Linked DNA regions of Mus musculus: region 1 is linked to region 2. Evidence: chromatin loops called from intact Hi-C (ENCODE). Cell type or tissue: heart. All regions are shown on one strand. Links, peaks and the distances in the headings refer to the core of each region. The heading gives the core; the rest is flanking DNA.

Region 1 (5,000 bases), core at 1-5,000, 75 kb before region 2:
TGGGATGGGGGAAGCAAGCAAATGCTCACAGCCTCTCTATTCAGTCCTTCTGCACTCAAAAGCTGTTCTGTGGTTTTCCCTGGGGAATGAGGCAGACATACAAGAATTCTAAATTTAAGAAAAGTTTATTTAACAAAGAACTAAAGTCAGAGAGGACTTGCCTTTTCTGGGTTCATGTTGTTAAATGTATAATCCATGTGTTTTCCTTCTTGGATCTCCACAGGGACACTAGTCAAACTTGGCAAGCTATCAGTATTTTGTCATTCAGCCTGTGGGCAGATCCTGTAGGCATCCATCTTACAGCAATCACAGTTAGGTACATCGTCACATTTCTCCAGTGTTGATTGTGATGAGCACACCACACCACCTGTCTGACTTAATTACACGAGGTGAATATTGATGAAGGACAAAGATGTAAATCTAACTTTTAGGTAGAAAACAAGATACTGGCTTTTACAGAAATGTTCTGAAAGCAAGGCACACTCTGTCCCCAGTGGAATGATGAGCCAGGGATCTAGGCAGTGTGCGGAGTCAGCCTTCACTGACAATAGGCTTGCGTACACAGTTAAGTCCTGGATTGTGTATGGAGAAACTGATGGGAAGTCCACTATGCCTTGCTAACAGATGGGGATCTCCAGTTTTAACAACTGTACTTCCTTAAGTTTACAACATGCTCCATTTTACTTAAGCCATAGAGACAACTAGAAAGCTGGGTACCATCATACCTAGAATCTACCAGGGCTTTCTCCTCTATGCATGAGAAATAAGTGTTTCTTGTTTAATCCACACCTTGTATGGAATCTGGTTTTATCTGTTCAAGCTAAGACAGAAGTTTCCCCCAAAGAAGTAGGCCTTGTGCGGAGAAGCCCGTAGGACATAGGAGAGGCAAGTGCAGTGGGTGGGTGCTGAGGTGGGAAAAGGAGGGTCATCACATGGGTGGAGAGGCAGATTTAGAATAAAGACAAGCACAGAGCAATCTCTGCTAATCCTCTTAAGCTCGAGAATGTGGGAATATTTTCAATTCTTTCCAAGAGGCCCTGATGTTCAAAGAGAAAGTCATTATGGATTGTCAGGCCGTGCCCATCAACTGCTTGATGGGTGTGGTGGTGCTAATTGCTCTGTGCTTTCCTATCCAAATTAACGCAATTAATTTAAAAACAGATCTTAAACTGGGTGTTGCAATTTATAATAATGTAATCGCATCAAAATTGGACCTCAGGCTCATGCATATACTTTATCATCTACTGGAAAGGCAGAGATAGGGAGAAAGATCCGCTATGCTCTACCACTGTGAAAATACCAGAAACAAGGCAACAGGTAAGCGCTGCTAAACAGTGAGGTGACAACAAGACTTAGTTGGAACTGCTGAGACAATGGTGAGGTGACTACAAGAGCTGGGGAGAAAAGAGGAGTAGCTTCTATCATTAGTATGTCCCATTTCTAGAATGCTGCAACCAAAGGAATAAACTAAGAAGCCAACCATGCAATGGAGCATGCCTGCATGGCTTCTAAGGGAGAAAATTTAGATAGAAACAGAATTTAGATACATAAGTCTTAGTTCCATCTTACCCCACCATTCTTACATAAGCATGACCATTAATCTGATTTCAGTAGATGTACATTAAAGTACACTCACATCATGTGGGGAGGTAATTGTTAAATGCATTGTATTTATCTATCTAATTTTAATATTTCTCTATCTAAATGTAAATATATTTTCTGAAGAGGAAATTCTAAAAGGTATTTTTCAGGCCTAGAACTATACACCTGGAAATTAAAAATTAAGTGATGAATGAATGAATGAATGAATGAATGAATGAATGATGGAAGAATGACTAGAATGCATAGTTCACCAGGAACACACATAAGTGTTCTAAAAAAGTCAACCAATCTCTGCTTAGGGGGAATATCTTTCTAAATTATTCTAAATCACTTTTTCATTCATTTATTTCAATCATTTATTCTCAAATAGTATTTGAATGACATACATATTTTTAATTGGACCATTATTTGAAAATAATTTAATACCTATATATATTGGTCTGAAAATCACCCAAATATCCCAAAACACCACAGTCTATTGCCATAAGTCTTGATTGCCCACCATATCTACATGATCTGACCACCCCCTTGCCGACAAACTCTTGGGTATAGTTGCCAATGCTTTACAATGATAAGATAGTGCCCCAAGAATATTCTTCATAACAGTTTTGTGGTTGCTTTTGTATGTGGTAATAAATCCAAGCATTTAAAATTCAGTATGCAATGGAGGCCAAATATCTCCCCAAATTATTAAGCAAGTATGAAATCAGGAGCAGTAAGCAGAGTTCAAAGGTTTTCTAGCCCATGTCTTTGGTGTCTTTGAACTACTATCTACATCTGTGGGGCTTCAATGGGGATTAAGAGATAGAATCTCCATGATTCCTCAAAGAGACCATATAGTCTCTGGCCTGACATTTGGGACGATAGCTTCTGTAGCCCTTATCCAATTCCCTTGGCATTAGAAATACTTTATTTTCAGTTGCTTTTTCCACTGTGAAATATTTGCATAGGTATAATCTGGCATCTTGAGGCTAATACCCAGATGTGATAATAAAGTTTATTTCTATTTCATATATAACTGATTCACACAGCACAAAAGTGATTCATACAATATGTTTAACAATTTTGTGCACAAAACAAAACATATTGTAGAATATTTACTTCTGGTGTCAAAATGTTTGAGTTAGTAATATTTAAGAGGTTTAGAGTAAGGGAGGTACGGTCTATAACATAGGAGAAGCAAATCTATTTAAGAGTTTTAAAATCAACCACAAAGCCCTGGAGTGTCTAAGGTCAAGTCAACATGAACTAATGGGGATGCTGAGAACAAAGTCTGTTGAGAAGGGCACGGAGTATGTTGAACTGGGCTGTAGGATCTCAGGGCTAAAAATGATGAGGGGTTGGCCATACATCAGTGCTGGCATTAAGAAGCAGGAACAGCATAAAGCTGACAGCCCCTTTTAGATGCCAGAGGAATGGAAACTTGGATACTCCGCTCACTGGGTGACCTAATAAAAGCTGACACTGTGCCTCTCTCTCCATGTGAGTTGTCTCCTTTCCAATGTTGTTTGCAGGCCAAGTCACTCCCTTTCCGTTAAGAATAGTTATTTGAGAGCTGGGATGGTAAAGAAATGCTAACAACCTAAAAACATAAGTCTTATCTTAATAAAGTATATTGCTGGAGAAGTCTTTTCTCCCTGTGATGAATTATTCTGGTAAATGATTGTCTGAAAATGCAGTGTAGTTGATTTACCACGATTTTATTTAGGGATTTAAGCCATGCTACCGTTTTGTTCATGGACTGTGTTCTTCAGCCTGGGAAACAGGAGCACTACATTAATAGGGTGGTCCCATTAGAGTACTTCAGCCTGGGTTAAACAGTTAGAGGTTAAAGTTCAGACTCAAGCACTGTCAGATTTTCACCTCAAGCTCCTCTCTCATTGGCTTGCACACAGCCCCTACTTGCTGCGTCTTTACATGAACTTTGTTTATGTGTGTTCCTTTATTTGTCCTAATGTCTTCTTACAATGGTATCAATCAGAATAGATCAGGGCCTTCGCGGCCGTATTTATTTTATCTTTTAAAAGCTATTTTTCCTTTCTTATTGTTTGAGAATTACATACAAGTATTGGATGTGTTTTGATCAAATCTACTTCTCTTTCCTCCCCCCTGCAATGCTTCCCTTCCCCTCCCCCACTGCATGACTTTTCCTTCCCAACTTGATGTGCTCTTTTTTGTTGTATAAATCCACTAAATCCACTTAGTGCTGCCTGAGTGTGCAAGGGTGTAGCAGTAATAAGTTAATCTGCTATAAACTCACAGCCGGAGGCAGCAGGCTTGCTTCTCCCTACTGCCCCAATGTTGTAGATTCTCGAAAGAAAGGCTCTCTCTCTCTCTCTCTCTCTCTCTCTCTCTCTCTCTCTCTCTCTCTCTCTCTCTCTTTTATTTTAATATGTTTTAAACAGCTCCATTGCTTGGCCACTCTCAAATTTCCATGTTGCTAACACCTCCCCTCCAATACTCCTGACTTACTGCTTACTAAAATCTAAATTCTATCTTTGCTACCCTAGACCCAAACAGGAGGGGGACCTTGGAATCTCTCTTCCCTTGCTCTTAAGTGGCTATACATTCTCTCTTCCCCAGCTCTCAAGTCTGATCTTTCTGTTTCTTCTACATGGTGGCTCTGCCTCTTCCTTTCTCTTCTGGTTCCTTGCCTGGGAACTACAAGTCCCACCTCTGTCTCCCTGGCCAGCCATTGGCCGCTGGAAACTGTTTACTAACTAGACCCAACTTGGGGCAGGGACCTTCTGCATCTTACAGGCAGACATGGAGGTTTCTGTGTGATTTGGGGGAGCTTAATTAACACAAAGAACATTAGAGCCCATCTACAACACATGGGTCTAGGAACACGAGTAGCCTCTCAGTGGCTTCATTCCTAAAGGAAATGATTCTCCTTTCCACATCATTCCTTTGTTACCAAAAGCTGTTCAGGGCAGGAGTGGAACTTTATGAAGTCCTCTGCCAGTGATGCTGAAATTTTGGCCAGCTTGATCTTGGTCAGGTCTTACACAGGTAGTCATAACCACTGAGATCATGTGTTAAAGTGGTTCAATCATGTCCAGAAAATACTGTTTTACTACAGAGATTCATTATTGGCTCTTACATTCTTCTGCCCCCTCTTCCACAATGATTCCCAAGCCTTAGAGGAGAGGAAATATGATATAAATGTTCAATTTAAACATGAGTGCTACATGGTTCTTATTATCTGTATCTTGATCAGTTGGATATCTCTACACTAATTGCCATCTATTGTAAAAAGTAGCTTAATAACTAGGGTTAAGAGACACAATAATGTATGCCTATAAAGATAAAAAGTTAGGTGGCAGTTCATTACCATGTCCATTTAGCAGAATAAGAATAGAATCCCTAGGGCCTATGACCTCATTTAAGTTGTCCTT
Region 2 (14,957 bases), core at 1-5,000:
ACATTTGGTTCAACGGTTCATACAGGCCAGGACACTGTCAGAGACATTACAGTTCCCTTCATTTGTTTGGACCATATTAACAGCTGGTGACCTAGATTAATATGTGAAAAAGCAGACCATATCACAAAATTACTTCACAGATGGAAAGCCGAGTCGGCGAAAAGCCACAGACGAAAGATTTAAGTGATTATGTTAGGGATGGGGGAGGGGGGACTACAAGTGGGTGAAATAAAATGTGGGGAAATGACGACAAAGTCTTGTCCAAATCTCGTGTTTGGCAAACATCTGCTATCTGGCTATTATCTGGAAAGCATCGGGGTGACGGAAGGGGACAAGTAGCTTGGCTAATTCCGCTTCCGAGGGAGTGGCAGGAGGCTCCTGGAGTTCAGGATGAGCTTGAGTAGATATTAAAAGCAATACAATCCTCTTACAGAGCTGGGAAGGTGCATGTGTGCAGGGAGGGAGGATTGCATACAGCCACTGAACCTGAACCTGGCAGAGTTCCTGCTCCTGGGCTCAGCCTTTGGGGCAGCTCAGAGTGGGGGTAGGTCGAACTTCTAAGGAGGGTAAGTGCTGTCAGAGTGAGGAATAAGGACAATCTGATTTCCAGAAGGAGAAGAAAACACCAGACATCCTCATCCCAGGGACAGAAATTAATGCCATACGAAGCAAATACAGCTCAATTTACCACTAGCCCAGGTTCACTTTCAAATACAAGGTTCAAGCTCCAGTACAAACGTCCTTTGCTTGGGACGAACGAAGACTTCATAGGAGGGTCAGATATAGTAATCAGGGACACTAGGAAGCCCAGTGCCTGTAAAATGCAGAGAGAGAGAGAGAGAGAGAGAGAGAGAGAGAGAGAGAGAGAGAGAGAGAGAGAGAGAGAGAGAGAGAGACTGAGACTCGACTATCCAGAGCTGGGCTAGCTATGGATAACATTCCTCCGGAAGAGACATAAATTACAATACCTAATTTACAAACACTGCGACCTCAGCGCCTCTGATAGGAGTAGGTTTTGCTGCTTCTCAAGCAGAGAAATAAGCATTTTGTGCAGAGATGTGCAGAGAACTCTGAGGTCGAGGTTGTTTGTTTTTGACCTTCCAGAGGGCATTGGCTTCAAAAACCAACACGGATACTTAGGGAGAAATGAGCATTCTCTGGAGCTCCAGTTCACCACTGTGCTAAGGTGTTGGTTGTTTATTATACATCCCATTGGTCCATGCACATCTGGGGTGTCTTCTTTGCTTAAGTCGTTCGTTTCGACCGACTTCACTCAAATAGCCACAACACCCCCACCCAAGAAGAGATGCGACAATCTCCCTCCCGGATCTGCGGTCGTGGACGCCTGAGCTGCTTGCGGGAGAGCTTGAGCTCAGGAGGTGCGGGCGCGGAGAGATGGAGGCGCCCAGGGACGTGGACCGCTCCGGGTGCAGCCAGAGAGCAACTGCACCTGCCACCCCTGGTCCCGGGAGGCGTGCCCAGGAGAGTGGCCACCCTGGGCGGGCTCTGGGAGTCTATAGCACTCAGTGCCTGGAGGGTCAGGGGTCTGCGGGTTCCCGGCGAACCCACTGCGGGGCCGAGCCCACGCTGCCTGAATGGATCCTGCCTGGCTGCAATCGTTGAGAGCAGAGACAGGGGAGTCCTCCACCCGGCGCTTGCTCGGGCTCCGCAGCGCGCCGCACCTGAACCCGCGGCCCTGCAGCGCAAGGCCAGCACTGCCATCGGCTCCCGCACCTCCTCGAGTCACCTGCCCCGCATCCCGCTGCCCTCTGCTGACCTTTTCCTGCGCGCGGTTGAGGCGCTTTTGCACGTTTTTGGCGAAGATGCCCGTCTTGATGTCGGCCATGGCTGCTGCGGTCCGCAGAGCTGGAAGAGCAGAGCGCGCAGCGAGCCGGCGGCGGCACCGAGGAGCCCAGGAAGAGAAGGAGGAGGAGCGGGGGGAGGAGCAGCTGAAGCGTGAGGAGCAGAGGAGGCAACGGATGAGGGAGGGGCGCGGCGACAGGACCGGTTTAAAGAGATAGAGCGGATGTGCGGCCACTAGGGGTGACAACGCCACTAGTGAGATGCATGGAAAGAGAAGTCAAAGGCCAAGTGTCCACCGTGATGGAGGAGGTGGTCAAGAAGTGATAAAGATGGAAGACGTTCCTCAATCCCAGGGCCTTGAGGCAGCTAGGGGTGAGAGAGGGCAGGGCTAACAGGACGTTTTCAGGGAGGAAGGTCGGAAGACTCTGATTCTGTCTCCCCAGTTAAAGAACAGGAGGAGGTGGGGAGGAGTCTGTAAGGCTCTAAATCACCAAATGACTGCCCCGTCAAAACACCTTGAGTGGAGAAGGAACGAGTCCATCCACCCTCCAGAGGCTCAAACCTGTGGGGGATGGGGAAGTTAGGAGAGGATGAGGCTGGAAAGTCCCTGCAGGGCAACTTGCCAGAGAGAAAGAGTAAAGAGATCACTGTGAGGCTTGCCAGTGGGAAAGGCCATGTTCAGAAGGGTCAGCTTCTACACACAAGTGCTGCACTTTGCCAGCTCTCAGACACTGTGGCACAACAGTTTTCCCAAGAAATGAGACCAGCAGTCCCTTTGTCGTTCTTTGAGACAAAACTCTATGTGATCTTGCTGACTAAGCCAACTGTCGCAAGCAAGAAAGGTAGAGACAAGACCTGAAGTGAGTATAACAAGTCACAGTTTTATTGTGTTGAGAGTCAACATACAAAGCTCACACTCTAAACTGCTAACTATGGTCTTAAGCCTATCTCTCCATGGTTGCTCATCTGTGCCACCAACCTTAGCTAAAGGACAGGTCCACTCTCTAACAGTAGTCTCTGGTTCAACCGGGGGCCGACTCTCCAGCCACATGACAGATCAAGGTCTGTCTTGATGTGCAAAGCAGAGCCTTGCTCTTGGTTTCTGCTTATATTCCATCCACTGGGCACCATCTAGGCCTGTGCCAGGTTCTCTTGAGTGAGTGATGTCACTGGGTTCTGGTTATCAGGTACAGCCTTGGGTATAGTGGAGTTCTTGACTAAGCTATTTTTCCATGCCTAGAAGATTTTTTTTTCCCTATGCTCATTACAATGGCTGTCCTGAAACTTGCTATGTAAACCAGGCTGGTCTCAAACTCATACAGATCTGCCTTCCTCTGCAGATCTGTGGGATTAAAGGTGGCCCCTTTTGACAGTCTTAACAGAAAGATGTGGTCCTCTGTGCACCTGGCAAAGACAAGGCGGCAAAGGAGCTCCAGAAGCCTTTGACAATGGGCAGAGTCTTCATTCTCAGGTTCATTCAGGGTTCCATGAGTAGAGGAAGAGAGGTGGCATCTGACAATCACAAGTCAGAGGTTGAGCAGGCACCAAAACAGGGGAATATCCTGCTCCCCTTCTAAAGTTACTTGGGTGTTCCCTTCGCCCAAACCAGTCCCTAGTATCACTCTTCTGTGAGCTATTGTTCCAGTGACTTGGGTATGGAATGATGCTGTTGCTACTTGACTGCATAAGATGTGATGTAAGCCCAGTGTGCCAGCTGGAGGGCTCAGCTTTGGCAAGCTAGGCAGACTTCATACTCTGTACAACCCTCTAGAGCCAAGGAGGAAACTCAACTGCCCTGATATTAAAATTAAATAAAAACAAACTAGCAATGGCTATGGAGAGGTCACGTGCAAAGGGAAATGTTTTGAGTGCATTGGAGAGGGAAATACGAATGTCCCAATTATTCAACCACCTTTCTGGCTGAATACACACACACACACACACACACTACCAAGCCCTGCAGAAGAGCTGACCAGTGGATCCCAGTCCAGAATACAGAATGATAAATAAACTCAATTGTTTCATAAACAGTAAGCACCTTGAATACCTAATCTATTTCCATGACTTTTCCTTAGGATTTTATGCCCAATTTGCCTAGTAATTAATTGAGTCCCAGGACACAAGACTCTTGATGCTAAAATTGGGAGGCATTGGGCAAAGCAAGAGGGCTTGCCCCCCACCCCCATTTGGATCATTCCACATAAACAGAAGTTTACCTTATAGAGAAATAAGGAGAACACCCATTTTTGCACTTGGTCAACATTCAAGGACAATGACATCTCAGAAAGCTGGGAATTTTCGTAAGTTCTCTCTAGTGAAGGAAGAGGGATTAAGAACCTCAGCTCTGCCCTGAGGTGCTGACTGTGAGAATACAACCTTAACAATGACAGAAAAGACCAGACTGCACTAGAGTTTAAGTTCATGGTCACTCTTACAGTATTAGTGCCTGCACCCTCTCTGCTATGGCAATGAGCTTACCTCAACTCCCTCTGTAGATAGCAATATTCTCTCATTACAAACAGGAGAGAGTCGTTTCAACTGTGAGCTATATTCTTCCCAAAGCTATCAGTCCTCAACAGAACCACCCTTTATCTTTCTTGCAGTTATCTTCCCATCGAATTCTTGGACCTCAGCGTATATCACCTGAAATAAAAGGTCAAATTATTAATGTTTCTCATTATTTGGGTGTCCAATTCTAGCTCTGTACCTGGAGTCTTGTAATTTCTTGGTAATTTCATCTGAAAGGCATGGTGTGTATGTCATGTCAAACAGTTGTTAGGTGCACACTTATCACTCTGGAATGCTGACCAAGCACTTTAGCTGGTACTTAGGTTTTGTAAATAGTTGTTGAAAATCCCTAGACCAATCATGAGCTCTCTTGCCAGGCATGGTGACAGAGATCAGAGACACTCTTTAAGAATCGTGAGCCTGGGATTCCTGGATTATTTTCCAGTTTCACATTAAAACTTTACCTCTGACTCTGCCTCCTCTGTCACTCCCTCTAGGTTTGATGCTTCTGCCTGTGGTAGAACAGTTCTGGAATGTCATTAGCGGCTTCCCTTACCACAGGAGGTTTCTGTCAGTGGGACCATAGCTTTAATAGATTTCTTGTTGTTCTGTGGTCCCTCTCCTGGAGGACACCACAACTGCAGGTGCTTTGACCTCTGTTGGTACAGGATGGTTAAATATTAGGTGGGATGTGTTTGCCCCATCTAGCTGTGTAGCTTATGTTAATTTCAGTTGAGTTTTGAGTTCATTGTGTATACATTTTGTGGATTGAGAGTTTGTTATTATAAATCTGACTGATAAATTACAAGCCTTTAGAGTTTTGATTTTACTGGGTTACTGGAATTTGTGACAGCTAACCACAGGGGGTAGATGGCTGGGAATGTGAGCAAACTACGCAGTAACAGAACAGCTAGATGGGTGGTCACTGCTTGGGGTTAGCCATGGAGGTGGCGAGGTTACAGGGGCCAGAGAGTAGCCGGTGCTAGTGCGGGATGGTACCTTTTTTAATATTTCCCGCAACACAGATCTGAAAGATAATAATTAAAGTGTTAATTGGTGTCAACCTTTAAAGAGCTTTAGTACAACAAATAAAAATTATTTTCTGTAAAATAAAACAAAACAATACCATCTCTAAACCTGGTAAGAGGTGTATCAATGTTTACAGAGTAGATGAATCTGTTTTACCAAATATTGTAATGCAGGCAAAAGAAATCTTCAAACTACGTGAGAAGGTGCAGCATGGTAGATTTCCCATTATGCTACAGGAACAAAGAAAAGTACGTAGGTCAAGTTCCAGGTCTTCAAGCATTTTATGTTGCATAGTGGTGTCTTTTTCATAATCGTAAGACTTAAATATTCTAATAACATGAGCATCTTGTTGTAGAGGGTGTTGGATGCCCAGAACCACCCGTGAGGCCAGCCCTTTACTCCACAAATGTCCCCAGTGCCTTTCTCAGAACCACAGAACGTCCTATAGCAGGTGCACGGTAATAGCACAAGAGGGTCTCAGAGGTTTCTTGTAATAGTCAAGTGGTGAGACTGTGCTTTTACGCATACAGTCTTCATTCTGACACCACTGGGAATGACCATAGTTTTCTAACTACTTACGTCTTTTCTTCATATAGGTAAACCACTTTATTCTCAACCAGTCAAGGAAAAATGCCACTTACCCAACCAATTATAGCTTACTGTTTATGAAAATTTAACCACAATTCTTTCCAATTTCTGAAGTAAACCTACATATATAATTATTTTATATCAACTTATCCTGTACTGTGAGACTATAAAATAGTTTTCAATATTTCTACAAAGTTTTCAAAAAGGTATCCCTTCAACTCCAGTTCTTCACCCATAGAATACAGAATTCCATACCCAATCTTTATTTCTGGTTCATGTTTCTTCCTTCTAAATTGGGTGATGACTCAAAATGTGGATTATGATAGGTTTTTATAATGGCCAAAATCAGTTCAGAATCATAGTTATCACAACTCTTTTTACATATGTTTAATAACATGGACATTTGACAGCTCCTGATTTATAAAGTTTCATCAATTTTGCCAAGACCCTTAGGGAAAGAAAGGCCTAGATGTGCTTTATCTTCACCTGGCTGTTTGTCAGTACTCAACAGGTGTTATGATTCTGTATTCGTTGTGACTTTATTAGTTACTTCTTATTAATTACACATTTTTGATGTCCCTTCATAGGTAGTTACAATAATATTCTATCTACTCCCTCCGACAAGCATAACAAGAATTTTGATCTCATTCAAGTTATGGTTATCTCTTGTACTTGCTTCCATGTTTGAAGGATGAAGTAAAGTCTAATTTTGTCACAAATATTAAATGAAACTAGAAGTAAATTTAGGATGTTCTGAAAAATATCCTACAAATTCCAATTTTAAGTGATCAAGCACAGACTCATAGTAGTTGTCTTTGAGTTTTACTGCTGTAAACAGACACTACAAACATTCAATTGGGGCTGGTTTACAGGTTCAGAGGTTCAGTCCATTGTCATCAAGGCAGAAACATGGCAGCATCCAGGCAGGAAGAGCTGAGAGTTCTACATCTTCGTCTGAAGCCTGCTAGCAGAATACTGGCTTCCAGACAGCTAGGATGAGGGGCTTAAAGCCTACGCACCACCTTTTAATAGTGCCACTCCCTGGGCTGAGCATATATACAAACCATCACATTTCACTCCCTGGCCCCCATAGGCTTGTTCAAACATGAGTCTATAGGAGCCATACCTAAACATAGCATAATGCTAAATATATTTAGTCCAACTTCAAAGGTCTCCATAGTCTATCTCAACAATGTTAAAAGTTCAAAGTCTCTTCCGAGATTCATCTGATCACTTAACTGTAACCCCCAAAGTAAGACAGGAAACCAGCTGGGCAAACTCCAAACTCTGCATCTCCATGTCCGATTTCAAGGCAGTCTTCAGATCTCCAACTCCTTTTTCATCTTGGTTGACTGCAACAAACTTCTTTCTCCTAGGCTGGTTCCAATCCCTGTTAGCAGCTTTCTTCAGCAGATATCTCACAGCTCTGGCATCTTGAACATCTTGGGGTCTCCAAGAAAACTTTAATGTTACAGCTTCTTGTTTTAATGTCTGGGATCCACATATGATCTTCCTTCAAAGGTCTGGTGTCACTTCTCCAGCTTTGCCTTCTGTGGCACTCTAAACTCAGGTTGATCCACTCCACTGCTGCTGCAGTTCTTGGTGATCATCCCATAGTACTGGCATCTCCAATATTCTGGCGTCTTCAGTTGCAACTAGGCTTCACCAGTAGTAGCCTCTCACAAGCTCTCTTCATGGTGCCAAGCCTCAAATCCTTTGCATGACCCCTTCAGTCCTGGGCCCTCAACTGAGGCTGCATCTTCACCAATGGCCTTTCATGGCGTTTCACAAGGCCATTCTTCAGCTGCTCTTCATGACCCCTTCATGACTTCAAACCAGTATCACCTGGATGACTCTTACACATTACCAATACAGCTGTAGCATGAGGTCCAACCTTGGCTGTCTCTGGAATACAGCTTCTTTGTGTTCTCAGAAAACATTTCCCAGATTTAACTTCAGTGATGCTGGTCTTTTCTTAATCATTGCTAATTTCTTAGCTCCAGCTAAGCAGGATCAATTGTCCCAGTAGTCCCTTCTATTCTTGACTCTAAAGCCAGAGCCACATGGCCAAAGATGCCGAATCCTGCTGCTTGTAGGAGGTGGAATATGGCCCCCTTGTTGTATTACATTATCACTAGCTTTCTGTTTTCCAACTCTTTCACTGCCTAAGCTTGGCTATCCTGAATCTCACTTTGTAGGTTGACTTTGAACTCAGAGATCTCATGCCTGTCTCCTGGGATTAAAGGTGTATAACACCATGCCTGGTCTTACGCTTTTCTTCACCTAGAACTTACTCTGTCCCTGGCTGGCCTTGAGTACAGAGATATGCTTGGGTTTATCTCCTTGGATTAAAAGTGTTGAACCACCATGCCCGGATCTTAAATTAGATGAGGAGGATCTTGACCCAAAGGCCATTAATATGTTGTCTCCTAGAACATAGGATTCAGCATCATTTCACTTCCTGGTGCCCCTTTAATACTTGAACCATATATTTTATATTTTTCCTTTCTAAGCTTGCTATGTGCGTTCAAAATGTTCTTCATGAGACTTAACCAGACTTTTTAAATGGGACTTTGTTAATGCAATTAATATAAATCTCTTTACCTTAGCCTCAGGTAGACTCTTCAGACAAGAGCAAAAATCAGCCACATTCTTCACCAAAATACCACAAAAACAGTCTTTATACCACATACTGAAATTCTTCTCCTCTGAAACCTCTTGGACCAGGTCTGCACAGTTCAAATCACTCACAGCAACAGGTTTCCATATTCCTACTAGGAAGGCTCATTTAGCCTCATTAAAGCATTCCACTGCTTTCCAAATCCAAAGTCCCCAAGTCCACATTTCTTCCAAACAAAAGCATGGTCAGGCCTATCACAGCAATACCCTACTCCTGGTACCAACTTCTGTCTTTAGTTAGAGTTTCACTCGTGTGTACAGACACCATGACCAAGGCAACTCTTATAAGGACAACATTTAATTGGGGCTAGCGTGCAGGTTCAGAGGTTCAGTCATAGTCATCAAGGCAGGAACATGGCAGCATCCAGGCAGGCATGGTGCAGGAGGAGTTGAGAGTTTCACATCTTCATCTGAAGGTTGCTAGGAGAAGGCTGGCTTCCACGCAGCTAGGATGAGGGTCTCAAAGCCCACACCCACAGTGGCACACCTTCTCCAGCAGGGCCATGCCTTCTAGTAGTGCCACTCCCTGGCTGAGCATATACAAACCATCACAGAAGTCTTCAAATTAAGCCAACCACCTATAATGTGATCCCATGTTATATTCTAATTCAACATTGCCTGCATCACTACACTTTTCCCCTTTTCTCATTTTAATAAGTCTCCAGATCATTTCTTAGCTACATTGATAATAGACCACTTATGAAAAATGCTAAGTAAGAGCCAGGATTTGCTTTTGACAGATAGCCACTGGTCACTGGAGGAAAAACTCTATTAAACTTCCCAATAACTCTAATGTACTTCAATACTATGTTTGATGTGTTATGCAACACAGATGCAAAAAAAAACCTCCTCTACCTCAGATAAGTTACTTGAACATCACTTAGTATATTATAAGCCAAATGAGAGGTCATGGAATTAAATGAAATCAAAGTTCTAATCAGCCACAACTCTTTCTAAGGAATGATGAGCTCTTTTGAGTACTTTATGTTACTTTCTCCACAAATAAGCTGTTAAAAAAAAAAACCCTATATAGTGTGGGAAATAGCACATTTGTGCTGCGGAGGGCCCTTATTCCTTGATTGGACAGTGGCCTATTTTATCAGGAGTCATTTTCCAGCTTGAGCAAGTCCCAGTGTTTAACAGCGAAATATCAATTTAAGCATCTTTAAGATATTTACTTTTCCATACACAGATTCTCATCAGTGTAGGCTGGAATTACATATTAACAAGCTCATCTTAAATATACCAGAAGTCAAAATGCTCTTCATAGAGCTAACCTACCAAACATCACAGTTTAGTGTCATGGTAACTGTTGGTTCTTATTCCTCAGAGGAGATGAATGGGAGTCAACTCATTGCCAATATGCATATCTCCAGAGAGACTCCTAGCATGTATCATGACTCTGAGAAAAGATCCAAATTCCAAGTCTGAACTAGAGTTCCTATTGAATGCGTATTTCACACCATCTTTAAGTCAAAACTCACTCTTAAGTCAAAACTTTGTAAATCAGGCACTGCCTGTGTTGCCAAAGACTTTGATTTGGGAAACTATTTTTAATTAGATTTACCCATGTCTGCCAGAAGGTGAGGTTGTGCCAGGGACTCCGGTGGAGTCAGCTTGACAGATGAAAGTCTGAAAGCTTTCTCATGAGAAAAAAAGTTTCAAGGAAACTTACTCCTGGATCTTTGGCTATTTCCCTAACCCATAAAATTAATTTTCCAAACCCACATTAGTCTAGTGTATAGATCCACGTGCACTCTATATAGTATTACCTTATAGTAAATGCCTTTTAAGATTGTATTCTAACATAGCTAAAGCCTTTTTCCAGTGTTCTTAGATTCCAGATAGCAGCAAGGAGCTTAACCCATTCAGTAAACAATTAAGCACTTGCCATTTTACTCAGCTGTTTACAGATAGAGACTAAAAGTCTCACTGAAATAGAAATCTTTTACTACAGGCTACTTCCATGTCAAGTATAAGTTGATATACTACCCTGATAAGGGGAAACTCCCCAGACAAGATAAGTTTTACTAGACCTAAGAATTTAGAGCTCTGTGATAGTGCATTACTCTTAAGGCCTGTCAAGAGTTAACAACCCCCTGATGCTTTTAACCTTAAAGTGTGAAATTCTTGCCTGGCATTAGGCTGATCCTAGGCAGGGCTTGTTATCCCTAATGTAAACATTTAATTAGTCCCTGTAAATTCCTTTCTGCTGTAACTGGTGAATTTCAGTGTATCTTGTCTTTTTGTGATTTGTATCCTCTGATAATTCGTTGTTATATAAGTCTGAAGCTCAACCAGAACATTACATTCAGATTCAACACATCTTTCGTGTATCTGTCTGTCATTTTCATCCAAACTCTTTGTCCATCTGCCTAAGAAATCCCGTTCTTCACAGACCAGGGACCCAGAGTGTCTGTGGCAGTTGGCGCCCGAACAGGGACAACTGGGCAGATTAGTCTTTTCTTTTCTTTCTTTTTTTTTCTTTCTATTCTTTATTTTCTCAGGCAAAGATAGGATCCCGTGGGACTGCGCTGCAGGCAGGCGGACTGGCGTGTTCGTTATAAAGACGGGTAAGTATTTATCATGGGGCAATCAAAATCAAAAGGGAAAAAATTGTTCCTGTCAGTGTTTAAACACATGCTGTCTGGAAGAGGCCTAAAAATCTTGGATAAATCTTTACAAGAATTTTATGATTTCGTGCAAAAAATCAGTCCCTGGTTTCCAGAGGAGGGAAGCTTGACACTAGAAGATTGGAAGCGAGTAGGAAAGGATATGAGGAAGTTTCACGAGGAAAATTTATCCAGGAACGTTCCTGACAGTGCTTTTATATTGTGGCAACAGATGAGGGATTTATTGACTGAGAAAACAGACCTAAAATTCCTTGCAGAGGAAGCTCCTTCAGAGCTCTCTGATGATCAGAAAGTGAAACTCAATACTGGTAAAAAGAAATCGTATTGTTCAAGAAAAAAAGGGATAAAACTAGAAAAAAGTGAATCAGAGATCACTGACAGTAAAAATGATGATGAATGGGAAAGGACTAAGGGAATGGCAAAGTGTGTAATTAAGGGAAGAAAGGATCGTTTTAGTAAGCACACAGATAGCAGTGAGGAGGAGTCTTTAATTATAACACCAGCCGCCCGCAGACCAGTGCCAAAGCCACGTAGACTTTTGCCGCCAGTAGGCTTTGATGCTGCTGTGGCAGAGGCAAAAAGGCAAGGAGACTTTACACTCACTTGCCCGGTAATCTGTGAAGAAGGGAGTGAGCCGCAATGGGAACCTTTGTCGTTAAAAACTCTTAAGGAATTACAGTCAGCAGTAAAAACGCTGGGCCCTACTGCACCATATACTTTACAGGTCCTGGATGCAGTAGCTAGTCAGTGGCTGACCCCTTATGATTGGTACCAAACCGCGAAAGCTACTCTTGCTCCCGGAGATTTCATTCTCTGGAGAACAGAATATGAAGAAAGGGCCAGAAAGTTAGTTCAGGAAAGATCTTCATCAAGAAATGGAGCTAGACCCACAGTACCTATGCTTCTTGGGCAGAAAGACTATGCTAAACCAGCAGCGCAACTGAATATTCCTAAGGCAGTGTTGGAGAGAATTAATCAGATAGCTATATCTAGCTGGCAGAGTTTACCTGTACCTGGGGCTAAATCCACAGTCCTTTCAGGAATTAGACAAAAGCATGATGAATCTTATGAAAGTTTTGTAGCTAGATTGGAAGAGGCAGTTTCCAGGATGCTTCCTCCCTCGGAAGGTACTGATATACTAATGAAACAATTGGCTTGGGAAAACGCTAGTACCTTGTGTCAAGACCTGATCAGACCAATTCGTAAGACAGGCTCCCTACAAGATTATATTAAAGCATGTGTAGATGCCTCACTGGCTGTAATGCAGGAATTAGCTTATGCCACAGCAAGGAAAGGGAAGAAATTCGGCGCTACGTGTGGAATTACATGTTTCGGTTGCAAGAAACCGGGGCACCTGAGAAAAGATTGTAAAAATCTCTCAGGAGACAAGAAGAGCATTCCTTTGGGTCCCTCCCAGTGTTGTGACAAGCACTGGAGAAGTGAATGTAAATCAAAGTCCCATAAGGATGGGACTCAGCTCACTAGAGAAGCTAGAAAGACAAAGAACTATAGAACTGCATGTTTCGGTTGTGAAAAACCGGGGCACCTGAGTAAGGATTGTAAAAATCCCTCGGGGAAACAAGAAGGGCCTTTCTCCAGGTCTCTGTCCAGGCTGAGGTGGAAACCTTGGGGGAATGATTGCAGATCAAAGTCCCATAAGGATGGGACTCTGCTCACTAAGAAGCAGGTAAGGCGAAAGACTAAAGGGGCAGTCTCTTAGCCCCGTTCAGAAACTGTGGAGCTCATTATAGGACACAGCTCCAGTTATAAGAAAAACTTCAAGTTGTGAATTCTGATACTTTAGGCTAAATTAAAAGTTATGGTTAAATTATGGTCAAAGTATAAAAAGAGACTTAAAAGTCAAAATATAGGTCACTTCTTACTGTTACCTTATTTACAATTTCCCAATCCTACATTGTGCTAAAAATCCGTAGAAAAGGCTCTATTGAAAGTTAAGTAATCTCCTAAAACATATATAATTCATTCCATAAATGGTATTTTTGTTGGTTGCAGAAAATAGCATTTTTTGCAGGTGACTATAAAATATATGACTAAGTGTGGACTGATGATGGCTTCAAAAAGATTCAGCATGGTAAACTTTTTGGCTATTTGAGACATTTAGCGTATAGAGATTGTGTGTTTTCTCAAAAATTTGCCCTCAGATTAAATAAATTAGAAGTTTGGATGCTTGCCAGAGCTGTTAGAAAATTTTGGGTTTTAATCTTGGTTCAAAAACCTGCCTCTTACAAGCAGGAAAAGAAAGGAGGGGATAAAAGAAAATGGATTTTAGAATTCTCCCAGGGACAGAGAGAAATCGGGGGACGCCCTGTTTCATTCTCTCTGGCCCCTACAGGAGAAATTCTTTGTTGTCTAATATTCGGTGCACCAATCATGTCAATTCATGTATGTCGTTTGTTTCATTGTCTGAATGATTGTGTCGTTGTCTGAATGACTGTTTTATGTTTCATGTTAAAAAAATAAAACAAAAATAATGGTTAAAACTTTACCTGCTGATTCACTCTCAGTTTGCACAAAGGAGGCTGAGAAAGAGCCTTCACTATAGCCATAAATCAAGCACTGCAAGAGAGGCCCTGCTAGAAACTGTTTTTAAAGAAAAGGAATCTGTAACCTCTTAGTTCTAAGGCAAATAAGCTGATAGTTGTTTTTTCCTAAAACTTTCTCTGCAAGTTTGTGATCATTGTGTTTAGCAAATAACAAATTGCTTTTTTATCTTACAAGTATAGCTATAAAAGGTAAAACTCTTTAATTGATCTAAATTTATAAGATTCATGTAGCCACTTCATTTGGTTTTTGATTGGTCTTAAAGGTATAAATATGATCTAACATGTCTTGGTCATAGAGAATTGGTTTATAAGTTATTTGGGTATAATTAAAAAGATGTAACACTGGTTACAAAGTTAAGTTAAAAGTAGTAACTCAGAGATAGAGTCATTTTCAAACAAAAGCACCTGACATAAATCAGCCCAGAGAACTAGTCCTCTAAAGATACTTCTAAATTGAGATAACATTTTATGTAATTCTTATCCTAAAAGATAGACTTATAAAGATAAGATTTTAAAACAATGTCTCTTTAATGAAACATTAAAATTTAAACTGTCATACATTAATGAAAATTTTGTAACGTGGTAGTGATGTTTTTAGTATTGATTTTAAAGAAAATAAATTGTTTAAAATTGGGTCTTACTTATCAAAAGTTATAGATATATTCTAATATTGCAACAAAAACTTAAAAATTCTGGTTAAAATTGCCAGTGTCCCATTGACTGCAGTTTGCAGTTTAATCAAAAGCTTAAGACTTTTAACTCACCCATAATTAAGATTATTACTAAAATAATCAACTTATAAGAGTGCTAATGCTGCTCACTTGGGACATTCAGCCATACAAAACAAAGTAAAATTAACTAGATATATTCATCTTTGTGCAGAAATTAGACCCCCACACAATCAGTTTGACTATGGCTGCGGCCTTGTAGGACCATAAAAGGTCATAAAAGAAAATGTTTAAGGTATAAGTCATCTTAAGAAAGAGTGTCCAAAATCAGAGGCATGGACAAACAGTTAAATTGCTCCTTTAGAATCTGTCCTCATTGCAGGAGGGCAAGATGCTCAAATTAAAAAATATATACATTTGGGTTAATACAAAACTTAAAGCAGCCTCAGAGAAGCTTGTGCAAAGTTTCTTGCGTTTTACAGACT

The links. A loop is a pair of places that touch in the nucleus more often than their neighbours do. Peaks named below come from ENCODE experiments on the same cell type or tissue, not always from the same donor. Only the 100,000 strongest peaks of a DNase experiment are listed, where the experiment ranks them.
Region 1: it touches region 2 in a loop (2.5-fold over the local background); 4 of 42 quality-filtered maps call a loop at or near these places.

The regions. Positions count from the first base shown.
Region 1 is chr13:19,020,550-19,025,549 of GRCm38, reverse strand. The region is part of intron 1 of Amph (amphiphysin); the gene reads right to left. Among named protein-coding and RNA genes, the nearest start is that of Amph, 75 kb to the right of the region's middle. In heart, for the core only: no CTCF peak of the experiment used is centred there; no DNase peak of the experiment used is centred there.
Region 2 is chr13:18,935,322-18,950,278 of GRCm38, reverse strand. Amph (amphiphysin) reads right to left here and starts at 1,928. Exons shown (of 21, transcript NM_175007.2): 1 at 1,778-1,928. The coding sequence starts at 1,846. In heart, for the core only: a CTCF peak has its summit at 2,023; a DNase peak (open chromatin) is centred at 1,958; H3K4me3 peaks cover 2,298 bases; H3K27ac peaks cover 729 bases; H3K27me3 peaks cover 414 bases.